Regions from separate parts of the Homo sapiens genome. Here region 2 is linked to region 1. Evidence: read pairs that join two places in POLR2A ChIA-PET (ENCODE). Cell type or tissue: MCF 10A. All regions are shown on one strand. Each heading gives the region's core, and the rest is flanking DNA. Links, peaks and the distances in the headings are about the cores only.

Evidence for each region. ChIA-PET counts read pairs that join two places held together with the same protein. Peaks named below come from ENCODE experiments on the same cell type or tissue, not always from the same donor. Only the 100,000 strongest peaks of a DNase experiment are listed, where the experiment ranks them.
Region 2: POLR2A ChIA-PET joins it to region 1 with 5 read pairs; 2 of 35 experiments call an interaction of 5 or more read pairs at or near these places.

The regions. Positions count from the first base shown.
Region 1 is chr6:1,018,986-1,030,090 of GRCh38, forward strand. The region is part of intron 1 of LINC01622 (long intergenic non-protein coding RNA 1622); the gene reads right to left. Among named protein-coding and RNA genes, the nearest start is that of LINC01622, 77 kb to the right of the region's middle. RefSeq lists an enhancer at 9,106-9,619. In MCF 10A, for the core only: no CTCF peak of the experiment used is centred there; a DNase peak (open chromatin) is centred at 5,846.
Region 2 is chr6:1,100,570-1,111,674 of GRCh38, forward strand. It overlaps LINC01622 (long intergenic non-protein coding RNA 1622), which reads right to left and starts at 763. Exons shown (of 4, transcript NR_027116.2): 1 at 1-763. RefSeq lists enhancers at 1-1,074, 3,520-4,095. In MCF 10A, for the core only: no CTCF peak of the experiment used is centred there; no DNase peak of the experiment used is centred there.

The DNA of each region.
Region 1 (11,105 bases), core at 4,844-7,343:
CCGTGGGAATACAACGATTAAGACCCAGTCCCCTGCCCACGGAGAGCCCTGTGCGTTTATGGATAAGACAGGCAAGATGGCAGGCAATGACAGAGTCTTGAGATAAAGTCACATGGCTACACCTGGCTGTTCTCTAGACGCCTCAGAAAGAGGAAATGATTCAGGCATTGAGCGTTCTGGGAAGGACTCATCTGATTTTTAATACTTCATTATTAAAATGTTAAGCAACAGAAACATGCTTTGACTTAGGGAGATCCAAAAAACCTACATTTGATTTCAAATTCTGCTACATGCTTGCTCTATGACCTTAAACAAATGACTTAGCCTTTCGGAGTTTCCTTATCTTTAAATGGGGATAATAATATGAACCCCAGGATATTTGACAAAATTATATAGTAAATACAGAATTCTAAGTACTGAATAAGTAATTGTTGCTATTCCATACACTTATTTAAAACTTAGCCTCTTGGGAAAAGCATATGGTAAAACTCAGGCTTCTTCTACACCCGTGTCTTTCAGGATGGGGGAGAAAATGGCAGAGGGGCTCAAACACAAGGCTTAGCCCCCACCTATTCTGTGCTCTTTCCACCCAAACACATGGAATCAAGCTGCCACGGAAGCAGAAGCCTGGGGAGAACAGGAAACAAAAACGCAGAGATACTGAGTTCACGAGTGACTGCAGTGTTAGAAGAGGTGTGGGGCTGAATGGGAGTGTGGGGACATGTTAGAAAATCGCTCTCAGAGGAGTTACCACAAAGAAAAGCTTTCTTTCTGATTTTTACATCCCATCACTCAAATTACTGTAACCTACAAAATTCATGAATATGCACTAGTTCCCCATTGCACTAGGTATTTGGTGGGGCATGAATTCAGATTCTGAGAGGTGAATAAGTCCAACAACACCTTGACTTCTTAAATTCTAACTCTGTAAATTTGCAGATGAGAAACCAAAGTCCATAGAGGTGAAGTGACATGATTATAGTCATTTAGAAGACAATGAGATGGGCTTAGATGTGTGAGGACTTCATAAATCCATGTGTGAAAGAGAATGGGTGAGGGGCCAGGGTAAGACCTTGCAGCAAGTCTGACCAGTGAAAGAGGGAGGGAGGTAAGGTTGGATGGCGGCGTCCCAGAGGGCCATGCACCCAGAGGAAGGTTTAGGAGAGCTGTGAAGCAAACGTCAGAGAAGCCCTGGTCTTCCAGCACCGGGCTGGCCTTAGGGCCCCTGCTGTCCTCAGTCATTGGCTGGGAGAACCAGGGAAAAGCAAATGTCGAGAAAGATTTCAGAGGCAGACGCCGGGGTTTTTGTTCACGTGTGCTTCCATAATTGGGGGTCTGTGCTACTCATGGCTACCAGGGTCCACCATGGGTAGGGGTTCTCACTGACCACACACTGCAGGAGCAGCTCCTCCAGGGCCCCTATGGGGCTTTCTGCAGAGGGAGACACAGCTGAGGGAGGCAGGTGGGATGGGCTGTAGGCCACATTGCTGTCATTCACTTGGGGCCCCAGCTGGTACTAATCATCCCCTAACCCTGCTACTCATTCTAAATGTCCCTCACCCTCAGCACTTTGGCAGGGCTCAGTGGCTTGTCTGATGGCATGACCCGAAGGATCACACCCTTGGTCATCGTGTTCTTCTCATCCAAGCTTGCTGAGAGCACCCATTTACCTCTACGGTGGAACCCGGGTATACCAGGAGGCACCCGAGTGGAGCCCTAGGCATGTTCCTCCCTGCCCCACTGTGTACAAGCAGCCACAGCTCCTCTCAATGACCAGGGTCCATTTCCTCAGCCACCTCCTGAGGACAGCTCCGGAAGCAGGGTTACTTGGTGTCTCACAGTCAAGTAGCCTGCCTTCACCAAGGCCAGCAGCACCCAAGAAACATTTCTCAAGGCTGCCTAATCCTCTGTTGCAGATGGCAAGGCCTTGCTCCCGCATCCCAGGAGCCTGTGTTGTGGCTCTTCTGTGGAACTACTGGAAGCTCCAAGCTGCCTCTGATCCCTACTGATGCCTCCAGCACCATAGGGTCTGCAAGATTGTGTGGCCCCAGCAGTAGGGATGAATGCACCACAGCTTGGACCCACAGCACAGCCCTTTCCTGCCCACCACGGTATACCTGGAAGCCTTCTGTGTCACACACAATCTAGGAATGGGATGAGTTGCCACCAGAACCCAGGCACCATGCTTACTTCTTTGTAGTAGTTAATGCAAAATGCAGTGACTTATCTTTCACTGTGGAGCAAAATCCTCGCACTCCTTAATTTCTGGCCCCTAAAATCTTCACTGGAGTGGTCAACTCCCGAGTCTTTGCAGGGTTTACCCCCTACCTGCAGCATCACATGTGTCTTCCTTACTCTCTCAGTGCATGAGCCCCCTCTTGTTTCTTTCGTTCAGTCTGCATGAAGTCATTGATCATTACAGTATTCTACAGTTAGGCCAAGCAGTCCAGGACTGCTCATGCTGTGCCTAGTGTTGGTTCGTGGGTTCGTGGTCTCATCTTGCTGACTTCAAGAATGAAGCAGCAGACCTTCACGGTGAGTGTTACAGCTCTTAAAGAAGGCATGGACCCAAAGAGAGAGCAGTAGCAAGATTTATTGTGAAGAGTGAAAAAACAAAGCTTCCACAGGTGGAAAGGAACCTGAGTGTTGCCACTGCGGCTGGGGTGGCCAGCTTTTATTCCCTTATTTGTCTCTGCCCATCTTCTGTTTTTGTCCTATCAGAGTGCCCTTTTTTCAATCTTCCCTGTGATTGGCTACTTTTAGACTCCTGCTGATTGGTCCATTTTACAGAGCACTGATTGGTGCATTTTACAAACCTCTTGCTAGCTACAGAGCACTGATTGGTGCGTTTTTACAGAGTGCTGATTGGTGCATTTTACAATCCCTTTGTAAGACAGAAAAGTTCTCCAAGTCCCCACTGGACCCAGGAAGTCCAGCTGGCTTCACGTCTCAATGCCAAGAGGCACAGAGTTCATACAGCACTGTGGTTAAATTAGCAGTGCATATCATCAGTCCTATGTGAGCTGTTTCTGGTCCTCTTTTCCAAATGGAATGGTCGAGCATGCACTGGCAAACTAAGAGGCACATGCCCCGTTCTTGGTGCTTTGCTAATCTGCTCTAATGGTGTGATCTGGGCTACTGCTAGGTTAAGTCTGGTAGTAGTGGTAGTCGACATTCGTTCTCTGGGATCCATAGAGTTTCTGCAGGGGCCAGCCTGACAATTCGATGGAGCAGTGATCGGTACCAACACTGTGCACCCTTTAGGTCCTTAATGGTGGACTTCAGTCTGCCTTTCTTTCCCATCTCCTGCCAAGATTCAGCGAGGTTGAGGGGGCAGCTTCGGGGGTTTTCACCTTTTCCAATTGGCCTTTCCCACTATGATAGCTCTTATCCCACAAACCAAGAACCCTAATGTGGGCGTAGTTCCACCTGCTCTGTAGCTCTTGTCTAACAGTCCACTGAAGAACTGGGAAAGACCACTGCTGAAGCCACAGACCCAGCAGGCCCACTGCGAGCTGGACAACAGCCAGATCCAGTAATGACTTGGCCCCCAGGTCCCCTACTCTACCGGGAAAGCCAAGATGACTCTGTGGAATCTCTAGGTATCCCTGGAAATTCAGACCTTGTGTCCAATAGTCTTTGAAATGTCAGGTAATTCCCCCTACCCAGATTAAAGTCACATGAGTAAATGGCCTTAGGTGCCCTTGAGGAAGGACTGGGGGAATGCTCATATGCTGGCCACCATGCTGCAGGAATCTGTATTTGCAGGACAAGCCAGCTCTTCAGTCAATGGGTTTCAAGTCTGAAATTGGGTATGCCTGGGGACTGAGCAGGAGGCTTTGTCTTGGTTGCGGAGAGGCAGTCCTCAGCCTGCCGCTTCTTCCTTCTTTACCATTACTATTACAGGCATGGGGTGGCACCCTTGTGGGCCTATCTGAGGCTAAGAACAATCTGCTGTATCAGCCATCCCCAAACTCCCTGCAGCTCAGGCCCCCTTGGCCACCCCTCCAACCTTCCTATTCATCATTGTTGTGGCCTCTGGTTTCTAGCCCCCATTACTTTGGGGCCCCATCATCCCCAAAAAGACCCAGTCTTCCAAGAGCCACCCCAGGAGCTTTGCTTCATTTCTTGACATCCTGTCTACAATGTTAAATCTTATATTCTGAAAAAAATTACTTCTAACTATTGCTTATCTGATTTACAGTCTGATCAAACACCCTCAAAATCCAATCCCAGGCATACTCCCTTAGCTCCCATGTGGACACATGCCAGCTGGCCTTTCCATTATTGGGATGAAAAGTCTTTTCCTCCCCTCTCAAGCCCAGCATATTCTCAGCTGGGTTCTGTTGGGATTGAAGCCTAGCTGTGCCCTGGCCTCCTAGAGGGGAGGATGCCTGTTGCTTGTTGGGGAAGCTTCTGCGCTTGTACTAGGATATGGCGGGGCCACCTCTGCAATTTCAGAGGACTCACAGGGACTGTAGAGTCAGCGTCCACAGGGAACGCCATGCAGAGGTTTCCCCACCAAGGTTCTGCCTCACAGATCACAGAAATGCCTGGACTGAGCACCCACACATCTCCAGAGCTCTGACACTTTCACAAGTACCTGCTGCTCAACTGCATCTGCCCACCCATGCCAGGTGATGAGGGTCCCTTCAGAAGCTATCCTTGAAGCTCTCTGGCTCTCACACTTGACCATTAACTGCTAGTTAATACATCCCAGACTCCTTTTCCTTCTGCAGTACATGAATTCAGCTTTGCAATAACCAGTCAACTGTGCTGTCTTGTAGACATTGTTCCCCCAATATTTTCCAAATGCTTCCATCATTGCACCTGTCTCTGCATTATCCTCCACTGAGCGGTGTTTCAAGGCCCACCTCAGTGAAATCTTTAGCAATCGAGCTGCCATCCCTTATCAAGGAGGACATGAGTCTCTGCCCTTCCACCAGTCATCATGGAGACCTTTCTACCTGCTAGCTAATTCACGATCTAGACCGAAACCCATATTTTGTCACCTTTTTTCTCTGACCACTCTTGGTACCACTCCTGTGAGTCTGGGTCTTCTGAGAAGCAGAAGTCTGCAAAGATTCTAGTGGGAGAAAGGCCTGCATGAGAGAAAGTGGAGAGGGCTAAGAGGCAGGCCTCCCCACCATGCAGGTATGAGCCCCAAGATAAGGTCAGCGAGACTGAAGGTTGGGTGGAAAGTCCCAGATCTGTACCCTCTAAGGAGGGCCCTATAGGCTGCTGTGGGTCCTCACCAAAGCCAGCACTCACAGCAGCCCGTCTCTCCTTGTTGGCTGGCTGCTGTGGGGAGCATGGTTTTGACCCAGGTGAAGGGCAGGTGTGCAGGCCTGGCAGGAGGCCGCTGGCCAATTGCACTCCTTGGCTGGAGCTGGGTGGGTGTAGCTTCAGGACCACAGTGGAGTTGGGAGCACAAGCCACCCTTCTTCCTTCCCGAGGTCTTTCCATGGCTCCTGGAGCCCACTGCACGTGACAACTTCATTATTGTAACTGTAATGAGAAAATCGCTAGGAGAACAAGGACATGAGGAATTAATTTCTGCTCTGTTTAGAGAAGATGTTGAACTTTCTTTCAGTGGCCAAAAGGCAAAGCCCGATGTCATGGCCGAAGAGGTCTGGAGAAACTAGGACGCGGCAGTCACATCCCTCCCCACGGGGTCACCGCACTGCCTGCAAGGAACTTCCTGAATGCTGCCTCTGCACAGCTGGCAACCAGGGGTTCTTAGAGCTTGAAGGAGCATGCATTCTTTATTATGACACAACTAGGAAAAAATCACAGTGCCAAGTTAGCAAAGTTAAACTCAGGGGCGGTGCTCTGCCAGGAACCCCGCTGTGGAGAGATGTTTATTCAATGTGCTTTCTGCAAGGACCAAAGACAGGCTGATGCTTTTATGAGACACTGCGGTTTGCTCTTGGGTAACAAACAGCAATGAAAAAAAAACAGGAAATTTCCACTGTAAGATGTTCTAAATGAAGTATTTAATATACTAAATGTAATGAGTGGGTCCCCTGCTGACTTGCATTGAAGAACATAAATATGTAATAAACTAAGCTACTTGGGACTATCTGAAAATGCATTCTCCCAAGAACAACCTCGGGTTTACTGTCCTTTTAATAAAACTTCCTCCAAGTGACAGTCATTGTCTTTAACACAAATGCACATTGTAGATCTTTCTTGACAAATAATAATTGTGAGGATGCTTTGGAACTCAATTGTGAAATTAATCCCATTATCCTTTAAGACATTACAGTTGTGTTTTACTGACGTTGATTTCGCCTGTCCCATTTTTAGATATTTTTAAAAATCTGATTTCATTTCTCCCTGGATTTTATTTTTTGTAGTCAGTTTATAGCATCTTTCCAAAACCAACCATGCTAAATGGAAAACATACCTTAGATTAAGAAAAAATTACATATTTTCCATGTATAATAATGGAATGCTTTGTGGTATGACAGTCATTCATTGCAAACATTAAGCCTATATTGATAACGTTCAGTTAACACTGAGGTGCTCATAATATATGGATCATTAAACTGCCTCTACGTTGTCAGATTTTACTTATTTAAATAATAACTAAGACTCTAGAAACTTTTCTCTAATAACCTGCCAACAGTGATCATAAAAATCCTGCAGCATTTCCTGATTTCTGTGATGTGAACACACTCACCATGGCTCTTCCCAAGGCTCCAGGGTGATGTCCTGGGATGTGGGATGGGAAGAGGTGTGCAGAATTTGTTCTCAGGAGTTGGAATGGCCGAGAACAACTTAGCCACCAAACCAATTTCTAACCCGCCTTCTGCCCTCCTTGGTTCCATTGAGTACACATGGTCCACCTTCTCTACCCTTTTAGCCTAACAAAAACTCTGGCCTCAGTAGCACAAAGTGCAAATGCGCTCTGCCCTCCGAGTCCTCCAGGGTTTGTGGTGGTGCTGGCACAGAGGTATGGTTACTGGGCAGCTCCACCTTCAATCATAACAGAAGGCCTGTGAAGTCAGTGGCGTTTCTTCCTTTTTGGGTTTGGAAGCTGATGCTCAATAGGATTCAGGGACACCCCCCAGGGTGGGCCAAACTGCCAGGAATGTTCTCTACCCACTGGGCCTCACTGGATTTCCCTCCTAGAGGGCTGGTCACAGTGGCAAGGATGAGATTGGGAGGATCAGCAATTTGACTTGGGTCTATTTAAGGGAAAAATTGGTAACCTTCCTGGAATATGTTTCTCATAAACCTCCATTGTGTTGGATGATAAAGGGGTCGATGGCTCCTTATGGAAAAGGGCAAATCCAACAAAGACAGCTCTAAAGGAGGAAGGTAGCCGACGGAAGGGCACACAGAAGCCCCGGCCAAGCTGAGCCTGGTTGCCTCTCTCCCCACCCTCCCAGCACCACCCGACTGGGGCTGGGACAGGCCACTTCCTCAGCGGGACACCTGTCCAAGTCCGGACAAAACACCAAAGCCCTGTTCTTTGTTCCCCTTTGCACAGCTGAGAAAGCTTGGGATTTTCAAAAGAACTTTTTACTAAAACATCATCAGAAAACAAACAACAAATGAACAAAGAAAAGACTAAAAGCACGAAAGCCATCTTCAAAGCACGGATACGGAGTCCTGCGGAATCTCCCTGCCTCACCATGGTTGTGGGCTGGCTCAGCAGTGCACCCTGGAACCTGGCTGTCAGAGCCCCCACCTTTGCACCCCCTGCCCATCTTTGCCACCTCCTTTCTGGGGAGAAATTCTTGCTACATGAGAGAGAAATGATATGAGACACATGGGCTGGTGTCACAGCTGGAAAAGTGCAGGCCTTGCCCTCCAGAGGTTGCCAGGTGCAGAGAAAGAAACCAGCAGATCTGTGATTGCTCTCCACTTCCAGGGAGTATGGTGGGTAGAGACTGGGATGTGGGAGGGAGACAGAGACACCCACGACAGCACCCTAGATCTGCCATCATTCAGCAGCACGACTCTGGCAAGGTGATAGCGTTGGGCAAGCCCTGGCGTCCTCCTCCATAAGATAGAAACACCACAGTGCCTGCTGATGGGCTGTGAGGACAGAATTAAGTGGTTGTGACTGGCCCGTGTGAAGTGAACTCAAGGTGAGCTTTAGTGTCGTTACAAAGGACGACTTGAGCTTGACTTCTCCAGGACTCCCGACCTTACTTCTTACAGGGGCAAATGGCAAAGCATAGAGATGCCTGTGGGTAGCCCTTAAACTGGCACAGCTCTGGGAATTCTGCGACACTGGCCCTAGGTTCTGTTCTTGCTGTCAGTAGCCACTCAGCCCTCCCAAAAGAACATGTGGGTGCTCCCAGGACCCAAGGACCTTGCTTTCGTTACTATCTGGGGAACTGGGGGCAGGAAGGATGGGAGGAGGTGGGGAAAGAAGATCAGGAACAAGGAGGCGTGAACCATTCAAGATGACACAGAGTCCCAGGCTTTGGGAATGGGCTGGGTAATTGCTGAAAGGCCGAAGGAACAAGGAGAAATTGTGCAAGTGGAGTTTTCTTTGGGAGCCTTAAGAACTGAAAGCCAAGAAAAAGCAGAAATGTGCAGCATCTTTCTGGAGAGGTCCTTCTTGCCTAGGACTCCCTTCATTACCATGAGCAGTTTCCATGACTCAATCCTGTGTCATCCCTCACGTGCCTCCCCCTAAATAAATAGAAAGGAAAAAAACAGAAGAAGGGAGGGAGGGAGGCAGGGAGGAAGGGAGAGAGGGAGGGAGGGAGGAAGGAAGGAAGGAAGGGAGGCAGGTAGGCAGGGAGGGAGGGAGAGAGGGAGAAAGCGAGGGACGGAGGAAGGAAGGGAGAGAGGAAGGAAGGGAGGGAGGGAGGGAGAGAGGAAGGAAGGAAAGAAGGAAGACTATTAGCCAGAATAGCTTGATGGTTTTAAACATTTTTTAAGTTGAGCTTATTTCCTCCCAGTTGTGTCTCACACACTAGACTATAAGTTCCAAAAGGGCAGGGGCAACGTCTGCCCCCATCATTGTCAAAACTCCAGTCCTAGAGCAATGCCTACCACATGACACATGTTCAAAATATGTTGGCTTAATGAATAAAGAAAAAGCCAAATCATGAAGCTGATAAAATTGCTAAGTTAGGACTTCCAATTAAAGATAAGAAATCAAGCAATCATACTGTCCTTATCTCTAAAAATGACAAAAATGGACAAAAAATAAAAATAAAGTAGAAGACCCCATTTTAAATTAAGAAAAGGAAACATTTTCAGCTCAAGAATACAAAGAATTTCTACCAGTTCAAGTGGCGCTTTGACCTGCTGAGAATACTTCCTGGCTGCCTCTACCACATCGACTCCTCTTTCCTAACTGTGCTGTGACATCCTGCTGAGTTACTTTCAATGGGATTGAACTTTCCCTTGCTCAAGCAGTAGGCGGCCCTGATTAGCTGGAGGGGGTTGACGTTCTCCACCCTTGGGCTGGGGTGATGTGTTCGAGAACGGACATACAGTCCGAGTCAGGTCCATGCGGACCTGCAGGACTTAGCTCCAACCCTTTTGTTGATCTTCTAGAAAGGCAGTGTTTTCCTACTGGAAGTAAATGAGACATGGAGTTGGGCAGGAGATTCAGCCAGGCTCTTGAGACCACAGTGGAGGAGTTGCTAGAGAATTGGGGCAACTCTGAGGATGCGGAATTGAGAAATAGAAACTGTTTTATGGCTGTGTTGTTTAAGGCCTGGATGAATCTCACTTGAAGCCAGACATGCCTCTGGGATGCTCTGTGGGGGAAAATAGAGTGTTTACATTTAGGGCTGTTTCAGTTGGGTTTTCTAGAGCTTGCAAGGGGGTCTGAATGGCAACTGCCCCAAAGTTGACACACACCTCTTGAGAGTCTTAGCTTTTCCTGGAGGTGAAGGGCCTTGAGGAATCCGAGGATCCTATGGTGAAAACCAAAGGTGCCGGCACAGATGAGTGACAGGAGCACTAGGGAACAGGCCGCCTCCACCCCAGCGTGTGGGCGGGAGGTTGCCTCTGGAATTCTTGGCCTATTTTCTATGGACATGGCTTCGTAACCTGGAGAAAGAGCCAGACAGAAGAAAATGCTAACCCGAGATGTACGAATAGAGAAAAATCAATGGTAAGTCACAAACCATTGAGCTAAGAGGCATCTGAGAGTCACTGCCAGCTCCTGTGTGGGGCATCATTTTACCCCAGTCAGGTGATGCCCCCAAATCTAAGGAAAGGGATGTGTCCTCAGAGAAGACAGAGATTTTGTGGGGGGAAAGGTATTTGGTGACAGCAGAACTGTTTAAAAGTTATTGACTGTAACAGCCAATGCTCTGAGATAGTTAGTTTGTGGCCTCCACATCTCCTGTTGAAATGTGATCCCCAGTGTTGGAGGCAGGGACTGGTGGGAGGTGTCTGGGTCATGGAGCAGTTCCCTCATGCGTGACTTGCTGCTGCGGGAGAGCTGCTTATTAAAGAGTCTGAAACCTCTCCCATCTGTTGCGTCTTCTCTCGCCATGTGACACATCCACTCCGGCTTTGCCTTCTGCCATGAGTAAAGGCTTCCTGAGGCCTCTCCAGAAGCAGTTCCTGACACTATGCTTCTTGTACAGTCTGCAGAACAGAGAGCCAAATAAACCTATTTTCTTTGTAAATTAGGCACAATGAACTAACACACATTCTCTGCACTCCCCACCCTGTTTTTTGAGCAATTAGCTGGCGCTAATAATACCCATTCCAATAAAAATATGAGTAATATTCAGAAAGGACCTAAGATGTACCACATGCACAGCCAACGAAAATCACAAGCAAAGAGCTAAGAAGACTTCACTTAAGAAGAATTGCCGCAGGTAATAGAATAAAATTTTAGGCAAATACTTCTCTGTACTCTCAAATACTTCTCTGTACTCTCAAATACTTCTCCGTACTCTCAAATACATTGAAGAGTAAACAAGACTATTTTGGGGGGATGGTTGGAAAATACCTTTAAAAAGTTGTACAGGAGATATAAAATGAAATTACAGAACCCAGAACAGCAATAGAAGATAACAATATAAATGTTACAAGGAAAAAAATCAGATTATATGCCACTGAACAGAGTCAGTAATCTGATAAAATCACCCAAGAATAAACTAAGAAAG
Region 2 (11,105 bases), core at 5,413-7,912, 82 kb after region 1:
GGCACTGAAACGTGACCCCGGTGTCTCAGGCTGAAACAGCAAACTCCCAACCGAGTTTTAAATTCTCAACAATTTGTGGAAATTATGAGATTTTTATGAGCATGTATTTTACAGGACTTCCTAGAATGCCTTTTTGAGAACCCTGGAAGGGGAGGAAGGAAATATCACCCTAGGGGAAGCAGAATTAAATGTGTACTCTCTCCTGTCTCTCTTTTTCTCTCCTTCCTTCCAGCCCATTGAGAAATCTACAAGCCATCCATCGTCTGACCCCGTAAATTTGTCTTTCTGAGGTAATAAGATGACACAGCCTTTGCCAGGTCAGATGCTACTTTCATAAAAAGTGCTGAGTTGGTGACCCAATGCCGTGAATAAGGATATAATCAAATTTCATATTTCTTCCTTGAGCTTCAGCAATGACGCCCACTTTTCATGGATTGTTACTCAGGGAGGACGCATAAATGCCTCTCAGAATCACCTAATTCAATCTTCATAACAACAGTCTAGGTGAGATGGCTTTGTCCCGTTGCAGGCGAGTTCCAAGCACAGAGAACCAAATGGTTTCCACAGAGAACATGTGTAGAAGGGATTGTAACCCACAACTGTCTGAACCCAAGCACTAAGCTTCAAACCAGACTCTGTGCTGCTTCTGCTTTATACACAGGCCCTGGCTGAAAACCCTTGACTTTACCAGGCATGCAAGGAGATGCTAAGTCCACTTTGGCTGCAGGTAAGAATTAAGTAGGACTAACCTGGGTGTTACTAATAAGGAGTTCAACCAGGGCCCAGCAATCAAGGAGGGCTTCGTGGAAGAGGTGGAACTTGGAGTGGCCTGGAAGAATCGCATAGAATCAGCAAAACCATGGAAACGACAATGAGCAGGGAACACACACAGGTCCCACTGTGACAGAATGCACATGGGTGATGAGCAGACATGTCCTCAGATGGGTAGGCAGGACCCTGGAAAACAGGAAATGGAGTCTGTGTTTGACAGCAGAAGCAACGGCAACCACTGTCATCTCATTCATTCATTTAATAATTGTTTATTGAGGGTATCATGTCAGGTGCAGTTCTTAGTGATAGTGACCTAGCAGTGAGTAAGCCAGGCTGAGTCCCTGCCCTCAAAAACCTCAAGATCCAGTAGTGGGCCAGATGGACATTCATGATGTTTAATAGATCAAGTAGAGTTCCCCTTCATTGATATCTATTTCTAAAGATGTCTGTCTTCCCTTCTAACAGATCTCTAAACGACCACGGCCCGAAGTGTCAGTTTCAAATGCTTGTTTCAGCTCTGCCCTCCCCACATCAAATCCCACCTCTCTCACGCTAAAGCATCATAATATATTTGTGCTGAGAGTTGCCTTAGAAATCATTCAGTATTCAGTTCACGGGGGAAGAAACAGAAAGCCCCTAGAGGTGACCTCATTAGCCTACAGTTGCCCTGAGAACTGGTGGCAGAAGCAGATTGGTGTCCAGCCTCCTGATGTACATGCCAGTGCTCTTTCCCCCAAGCCATGTGTCTCCTGGTCACGCCCTTTGTCCTTGCTGTCCTCTACTATTCTCTTCTGGAAGACTCACGATGAGAGAGCCGACTTCTCCAAGCTGCACTCCTAGCTCTCTGGGACCCAGCAGGGACCGCTGCCTTCCAGCCAGCAGTTTGAAGAAGGACAGCTACCATCAAACACAGACTTACAGCCTCCCTGATGCCCTGGATGCCAGGAAATGTCTGGACCAGTCAAGATAAGAGCAAGGCAGAGCCAGGAAGAAATGGGGACAGGAGTTCCTATTTAAATATATAAAGAATCCTTTCCTAGGTAGAGAAAAGTCATCTAGCAATGTGACTGATCACCTCTCCGTTTATCTGTTTGATCAACTGGAATTTCTATACAGAAGGTTTATACAAAGAAGCCACAAACAACCATTGTCACAATGACCCCTACATAATTCCTTGTGTAAATGCTCTGGAAATGCACCCAGAAGTCTGGAGAAGGTCCAATCAAACTGGGTGGCAGGAAGAAGCAAGCTCTGTTCTCAGATCTTCAACAGAATCACCTGGACCCTGGGGTTGCCACCACGCTAAGCCAAGGAGGCCTCTGAATGCACGGGAGTGCAGGGTCTGAAGGGAGTTGTTAAAAGGTGTTTCTTGATCCAGGACCATGTAAAGACCCAGGAGAAATAGGTATCCCAAAGAGAACAGCGTATAAGATTCACAAACCAATGACAAACACGCTGGGTTCGCTGCTGGTCTCCACAGTTGGTTGGTTCTGTAGGGCTCAGCTGCCTCTTTCTCTCTACTTCTGGTTTCAGAAAACACGAGAGAGAAGCCGAGTGCTCATGGAGTTTCCTCAAAGACTCAGCAAAAACTAGGCTTTGTGTTCTGAGATCAGGAAGTAACAGTGAGAGTCCAAAATTTTCTTCCCTGACAATGTCTCCTACTCAAGCAGGGCCTGGAAGTCACCCCCTAGAATCAAAGCCTTGACATATGCAAGCTCATAGTTTATTGCTTCTTCTCCCATCTGCCCGTTGACAGATAAATCCCAGAGGGAATAAAAACACATTGCCCTCAGCAGATTATTCTTCACTGAAGAATACCAGTCTTTTAACACTCCGCTACAGAAATAGCTTTCTGCCGGCTGATGGCTTGTTGCGCTGCACTAAGAGAGCCCGCACACCTCGAAGCTTCGTCAAGCAAAGCCTATGATTTCACAGACCCAGAAATGTTTTCTTTCTCTAAGCCAATAACATATGCTTGGGTTTATGCCAACTCTACCAGAGGCGCACAGATACAATGAGGCATGAAGTTCAGAATAATAGAAAGTAGAGAGTTGGAAAGCACAGGAGAACCCATCTAGACCAACCTGTTTTGTTGAAAAAGGAGCTCCCTGACCCAGAGAGGTTAAGGGTTTGCTGTGAGACGGTGCCCCTGGTTAAAGGCAGCATGAGATGCTGTCCTCTGATCCCCAGCTTCCTAGGGCTCTTGCCTCTAGGTCACACTGCCTTGAGGCCAGGAGCTGATATTGATTGAACAGATGTGAAAACAGAAGAAAAAAAAATTGTGGTGACTGCCCTCTGACAATTTTCCACTTTCTTTGGACCAATTTTCTTTGCCATTATCTGGAAAAAAAAAAAATGTCCAGAAGAGCATTTTAAATTCAGGAAGTGGTTCTGGAACTAGGAGAAGACACACCTTGATGACAGTAATATTGTCTAAGTGAGAAGGAACAAGCTCTTGAATGTTTCTAGAAAAACCAAATATGATAGGAGACCATAAAATTATACTTCGTCATATGGATTTCCAGTTTGAGAAAACTTAGTGGCTAAACAAAGGTGCCGCTTGAGAGATGCAGACAGAAATCAGCCTCTGCTTTAAGAACAAGTTGCTACGCTGAAGAATGAGAAGAGGAATGGGGCCCAGAGGCTGAAGGTCTGGACCAATCTCCCTTCCCAGATAAGCGCCTGGACCCTCGTTCCTCAGAAGCCACGTGTAATTACCAGCTCTTTTTGGCTACAGAGCACATGCCCAGGAGGCTTGGAGAAGCAGGAATTTAAAACATGCTAGTTTCAGAGCCAAGATTGGTGACAACACCATCAGTTACTGTTTGGGCTTCGGGAAGCCGTGGGCTGCAGCACTGGGTCTGGTGTCCTGGGCTGTGTGGGACCTCAGCAAGGTTGTTTCCTGAAATGAAAGCTCCTCTTCTGGGGGATGACACACCAGGACCACCTGCAGATGATGTTTATGAATCCCCCAGCAGGGGTGGATTGATCTTACAATGGGACTGTGTAATATAAACATTTCATTATTCTACAAAAGAATACACACAATACCACCTAAGGGTCTCTAAGAATAGGGTTGGAGAGTGACAATGAGAAAATGCCACTCAAAAAGAAATAGAGCCGCATTCCTTCTACACAACATTAATATTAACTTTACATACAGGGGAAAAAAATGGCATTTTACCTTAAGAGTTATTTGTAAACTCTCTCCACACCATGAGATAAAATCAGTGCAGAGCTCAGAGCTCTGAATTTCCTCATTTGGGGGCTAATAGACTTTAATGGGGGCTCTTCTTGGCATGCAAATGAACGTGTGTGTCTCTGAGTGCATGTGTCTGTGTGTGTACACACGTCCCTTTGAAGTTTATTTACTTGGTAGCACTAATTGTAAAAGGGCACACCCAGGGGAATTTAATGAGGCGACATGCTAGAATATAGACATTAGAAAGGGAATTAATATTTTCCTCATAATAGCAAGTAGGTGAAGTCAAGTATGAGGACAGAAGGAAAGAAAAAGGAAGGCAGGGAAAGAGGGAAGGAGAGGAGAGGAACAGGTTTTGATGATCGTAGATAAGAACCAATAAACACTGTTGCTTCACACTCCCGAGCATAACTTGGCAGAATTTATTTATTGGGAATCAATTGCTTTTAACCTAATACAATCTATTCAGTGCTTATTAGACCTAAAAAAAAAATCGTTTGCTAGAGATGCAATTTGAAAACAACACTGACTTCTAAACCAAATGGATGTTTTCTAAACCAAATGAGGTTTATGTTAATTGAGAGCTGAGTATATTCTAGAAACAGCAGGAAAGCAGACGACAAGCCCTTTGGTTTTGTCTGGACACCTTCCGGAGAGGTGCCTCTAGCAGGTGGGGGTGTGGATTCCAGTGAACTGAAATTACTGTATATTTGGGTATAAACAAACTCCATGTGGCATTGGGACTTATGACCACTGGGACTGCCTGTGGGAACATGCACAAGCTCAGATACTACAACCTGCGTTCCTGAGGTAGCCATAACATAACTACTTTAGGTGATTACACATCTACAAATGAAAATAAACTGTGAACAAGGCCTCATTCACACTGCATCAAAGCCTCCAGAACGTCCTTCAGAACAGAAACAGCAAGGCGAGGAAAGCCTCCAACATTGGGAAATCTCTCTACACAGACCTGTCCTTGCCTGCATCTTCTGCCAATGACCTCACACCTAGATCGTGATGGTCTTAGCCCTAGTCCATTAGCAGAAGGGAAGGATGGCTGGCAAAGAATGCTGCACAGAGAGGAGTTCCGTGTGAAATCATTGGCTCCAGGGGCTCAATCCCTGGTTGCCTGACCTTGAATTGTTCTCTTAACCTCTCTGACCTTCCATATTTTCATCTCTTAATAGTAATAGTTGCCCAGCCCATGCCAGCAAAGAAGGCATGAGGCAAACAAGGTAATTGTGTAGGCATGCTTTCTGAAATGCAAAATCCTGCAATACATTGTCATCGTAGTCTTTGGTTCTTTGAAGTCATCGTTATCTTTGGAAAAGGGAAAATTGAGACCTGTGGTTCATCAATTCAAACCTAGGGTTTCATGCACTCCTTGACATTCTGTTCCACTCAAGGTGGAAGATGAATTCTCACTCTGATGAAGAACTAAGCCATGGGGTCTTTGCCTGCAGAGAGAAGCTACCAGTGCCACAGACACAGGCCTCCACGGCGGTTCTCCCTGCAAAAGGCCACCGTTTGTGTCATCTTGATCATGGCCAGGGCAACATCTTCTTTGGCAAATAGTCTAGGAAGTGAGCCACGGGATTCATTCTGCATTCAAGTCACTGAAATTCCAGCTGAAATAAATGTTCAGCTGGAACATTTTTTTTGGAACATTTTTGTGGAAGAAAACAGTATCCCTCGTTTCTTATGTATCTGTTTAGTAAGAGTTTAAATAGCTGCTGACTCATACCAATTAATCACACTTGAAAAAAAAACCTAATCATTTTAACAAACAAAACTCAGACCTGTATTTAATTGCCATAAAATGGAATGAAACTAAACCAGGTGGATTTAAACAAATGTATGCCTAGAGCACCTATAACGGCCAGGACCCTCTGCTAAGTGGTTCTAAGAACACAGACGTGAAGAAGATACAGTCCCTAAAACACAATGCCAAAAATTTGGATTTGGATGAAAGCAACCAGCATAAGATTCAAACTCTTAGTTTGCCTAAAATCCTAATGTCTTTGAGCCGACAGATATCCTGAGGTTCTTTTCTAAGTCATTTGTTGGCAGATCTCTTCTGTAGTAATCGTACTTAGACCACCGTGCTTCCATGGGCCTCTGTGATCGGACTTAGGTAATCTTACGTTTCTTAGGAACTTGTTCACCTTTGAAATCACTTGAAACAGGAAATTCTCTGCTGTAGCTGCACCAGATGCCCAAGGTTCAGATTAAGCTAATTTCCCTTCTCAACCCTAAGGGGATGTTTTGAAGCTCACCATTCATACCTTCGGAAGATGATTTTCCTAGTCTGTTTGGGCTGTTGTTTATAAGCATTTGTGGCTTATAAACAACAGAAATGTATTGTTCACTGTCCTGCAACTCTAGAGCCTGGGAAGTCCAAGATCAAGGTATCTGCAGATATGGTGTCTGGTGAGGTTCCCTGCTTCATAGATGGCAGCTTCTAGTGGCGTCCTCGTGTGGCAGGAGGGGCCAGGGGTCTCTCTAGGGCTCTTTTATGAGGGCACTAATCCCATCCATGAGGGCTCCACCCCTATGACCTCCTCACCTCCTGAAGGTCCCATCTCCTAATACCATCGCCCTGGAAGTGAGAATTTCAACTTATGAATTTTGAAGAGACACAAACATTCAGACAGTAGCAATGACTGAATAATTACCCGCCACGTTTCCTCATTCATTCATTTATTCATCAAAATTGCTCTCAGTGCTGCTTCTCTGCACCAGGGGCTGTGGCCCAGAGGCTCTGGGCACATGAGAGTAGGGGAGACCTGATCCTTCCCCTTCAGAAGTCAGTAATGATAGCAAAGGAAAGTAAACACGCAGATACCTGCAGAGGGGGCAGCATTGGAGAAGAGGGAGCCACCGCCCATCCCCTAGGCTGCTGGGGGATGGGGATGGATGACAAGGAAGGCTTCTCATTTTAGAGGAGCCCAGAAGAATAAGCATCCTGTGCTCGTTCCTGCATCCTTTCTGATTGGCCTGTTCTTCACCCCGAATCTCAATTTCCTCCTCCCATTCTCCACTTGATGCAAGGTTCAGTGTGCTGAACCTTGCTGACTCTGCCACACTCGCCTGCTAACCATCCTGTAGACACCTGCATCCTCTGCTCCCAGTATGTCCCATGGGCCAGCACAGGCCCCATCTCATCTTCCTCAGCAGGATTTCCAGCCATGTTGCCAGTTGTGGGAAACCCTAATGAATTGGGAGGTGGGTTGGAGGTGAGGGCTCCCTCCTTCTCACCTGGTGGCTGGATCAGGATGAAGGGCATTTACCGGAGCACAATGCTGGCAGTCCCTTGGTGTTTCATTGTGGGGTGGCATCTCGTGCACAGCTTGCCCTCCTCCCCATTCCTCACATTGCCGTCTCCTGCTTCAATCCAGCAGGCTGCTTAGATGGGTCCTGGCAGCTCAGGGAGATATTTGCTCTGCTCCTCCTTTCCTTTGGGGTGGTTTTCTTCAACTCGCCTCTCCTGTTGAAGTTCTAGGGCCTGGGGCCTGAGACTCTTGTGGGGCCAAGGCAGTCCACAGCCTGTTTGTGTTCCCCACCTTCGAGCCTCCCTCTCTAGAGAAAGAGGCCAATGGCACTGTGTGGTCCAGTCTACCTACCTGGAGATGACCGTGTTCCATGTGTGAACTGACACGGCGCTTTGGTCGGCATCTTTGCCTCAGGAAACTGGGAGGATGCCACGTGGCTGGTGAACACCCTGGAGATCAGGCGTCTGGATCTGGCTGAGCAACACAGCTGTGGCACAGCAGAGCTGTCAGGGTCTCCGCCTCCTCTGCACCCAACACCTTCAACATCTATCCCCAAATCTCACTGTGTTCCTTCCTGCTTTGGGGTGTGATTTTGTGATTTTGATAGACCATCAGCTCCCCGAGGACAGGAATCATGTCACCTAGAGATTTGTGACCTTCATCACACTCAGCTCAGCATAGAGCCTTGGGAGGTGCTCTGGGAAAGCATTTGCTGGTGGGCTGGCCATCCTCACCAGCCTGGTGGGGACCCGAAGGCCACACCTGACCTGACACCCACTGCTCTATGCTTCTGTGACACATGCCAATTTGTGCAATCTCATCTCGTGACCAAGCGCAGCTCAAATACATGCACCAAAGCAGGGACTTGCACACTTGTTTTACTATGATCCACGGTGAGAAATACGTTGACATGACCTCCCATCACTCACATATGTAACGGAAACAAGGGCATCGTAGATGAACCTTATGCTATGGGATGTGCATTTTCTGTTTTTTTGTTTTGTGTTCTAGTCTACTCTGATCTTTCTGTTCTAATCTGTCTAGTCCGTCTTTCCTATTTTATTTCTTAAATGCCAGCAGTGTATTCGCTAAATTGATGCCACAACCCACCAATGATTGCAAAACTTTGTTCTGCAAAGTTTCCTGACATCTTGGAGCTCTGTGGGGGAAATCCTGGGTTGCAAAAACAAATAAGGGTGCAGTCCTAGCCCCCAGGAAGCTCACTTGGGAGTCAGGTGGGGGTGGGGAAGCAATCACATTAAAAATCATAACATATTTTCTCATTAGCATTTTCAAAATTAATACGCATTATGCAAGCAATGTGTCTTTTATTCCTAGAAAAGCTGTTACTAAATCAATGGTGTGTGTTACCATGAACAGTATCTCAGAAATGAGGACACGCAGTGTGGTGCCGTGCTCTAAGGATGGCAGTCTTCATCTAACTAGCTTGCCTAGGGCTCCCACTCTGAATGCCCCAGGTGGGCCACTCAGCTCATCTCAGGACAAGTCACCTGTGCCTCCCAGATGGCTAGAGGGTGACTCCCTCTACCAATCACCATTTACAGGAATCTTCAAGGAGAACTTCAATTTGGACTCCTGCCAAGTGAGCACTACCAAAGACCTTGATGCCAATATTACTCCACCAGGCCAAGGTGAACAAACTTTTACTGGAAAGGTCCAGACAACAAATACTTAGACTCTGCAGGTCATATGGTCTGAATCACAAATGCTGAATTCTGTTCTTGGGGCACGAATACACAAAGAACGAGTGTGGCTGTGTTCCCATAAAACTTCATCTGTGGACATTGAAACTGGAATTTCATATCATTTTCACATGTCATAAAATATTTATTCTTCTTTTGATTTTCTTTTCAATATTTAAGAATGTAAAAACCATGCTTAGCTCACAGGCCATACAAAAACAGGCTGGAGCTGGATTTGGCTTCAGGAACCGTAGCCTACTTAGCTCTGTTCCAAGCCAATCAGACCTTCCAGGATGGAAAATATTTCATATCCACCAGGAGCTGAGATGTGCCACCTTCAGCCGCATTAGACTCTGGAACACAGACAAACAGAAGAAGCCATCCGGTAGTTTTCTCTTGATGTATATACCACAGAAAAGTCATGTGGTGAATACAGTGTTGATGAAGAGGTTTTCGCCTGGGGCAAAACCATCTTAAAACTACTATAGTTTTCTAAAAGAGAAGGAGAAGTTACAGATGGAAGGGCTGGCACTAGTGCTTGTGGGCACAACTCCTTTCGGGATAAAAGAAATAAATCCACCTTTTAAAGCAATCAGGCAGGCTCAGCCCATCATGTGGATTTTTAATATTGCGTGTCTTTCCAGGATAAACTGTCACCTTGTTTCACATTGTATTAATCCAGTCTTAGCTATGATGGAAAATGTTCATAAGCCAGGGGGCAGCAAGTGCAATGAAGTGTTTCATTAGCCAGATGGGTCCTGATTAACCTCCAATGTCCAATGAGCAGCTGCACAGACCAGGCTCATTACTGTGTGGCTGGTGTACCAGAGTGTGGCGCTGGCCAGGCACGGTGGCTAACAACTAAAATCCCAGCACTTTAGGAGGCCAAGGTGGGAGGATCACTTGAGGCCAGGAGTTCAAGACCAGCCTGGGCAACATAGTGAGATCTTGTCACTACAAAAAAATTTTTTTTAAATTTAAACTTGGCCAGGCATGGTGGTGCATGCCTGTAGTTCCAGCTACTTGGGAGGCTGAAGTGGGAGGGTCGTTTGAGCCCAGGAGTTTCAGGTTGTAGTGAGCCATGATCATGCCACTGCACTCCAGCCTGGCTGACAAAGTGTCTAAAAAAAATGTGGTGCTAAGTACTTGGGCAGACCTAGGTGATGTTCTCCACCCTCGTACTGGGACCTACATCTGTACCATTTCTTAAGGCGTTAAAGAGTGCAGGACGCAACCAGACAACTTGGTCAGCCCTCCATCACACCTGCTCTCTGTTCTTTTATTTACCACATTCATACATGCTCATTTTTAAAAGTCAATCCAGAAATGTCCATGCTAAATAAACAAAAGACGCTGCCCTGCCCCTTCCTCAACCAATTTCATTCCCCTCCCTCACAAAAAATTACTGCGGGCAGCTTGGCATGCCCTGTGTAAACACACACCCACACGCACAGACACCATGTATGTGTCTGTGCCATTGTCATGTGTTTTGAGCTGTTTCCCAGCACTCTGTGTGGTGACCTAATGAGGCTCTCCATCCTCGTCGGCGCACATGGAACCCCCTCGTTCTCACTGAACAGCCTCAGGCTCCTTCACACGCTGCGTCTTCTTTACAGCCTGCCAGTTAAACCCAATGTTTTTACCTTGGAAAATGTCACGGGCTGTTCTCCAGAAGCAGCAGTGAGCTGGTTCATTGACGTTTGGTGACTTGTTCAGTTGTGCTCCTCACATTCCATTACTGCCACACCTACAGACACGTTGGTGTTTCACAAAAAGGCAAATTCCAAAAGGCGACTGGGAGGAGCTTGCTAGCCGAGGCTCTTCTGCAGAGTGTTTTTTGGTCTTAATGCTTCTGAAATGCATTTTAAAATAAGCCAAACTGGTCATGTGGCACCTGTGATATTATCTAGAAAAGTGTGACTTGAGGGAATTTCTCCAGAATCAAAGATGTCTGAACGTGTCTGCATGAACAGAACCCAGGACGCTCCTTACTAAGCAGGCTCTGCAGAACAAACGCAAGCCAGGAGGAAAAGAGGAAAACGTAGGTTGGTGACATGGTTTGGAATGGGGAAGTTCGTGTGTGTGTGTGTGTGTGTGTGTGTGTGTGTATAATTTCGTTGAGGTATAATTCATATACCACAGAATTTCCTTTTA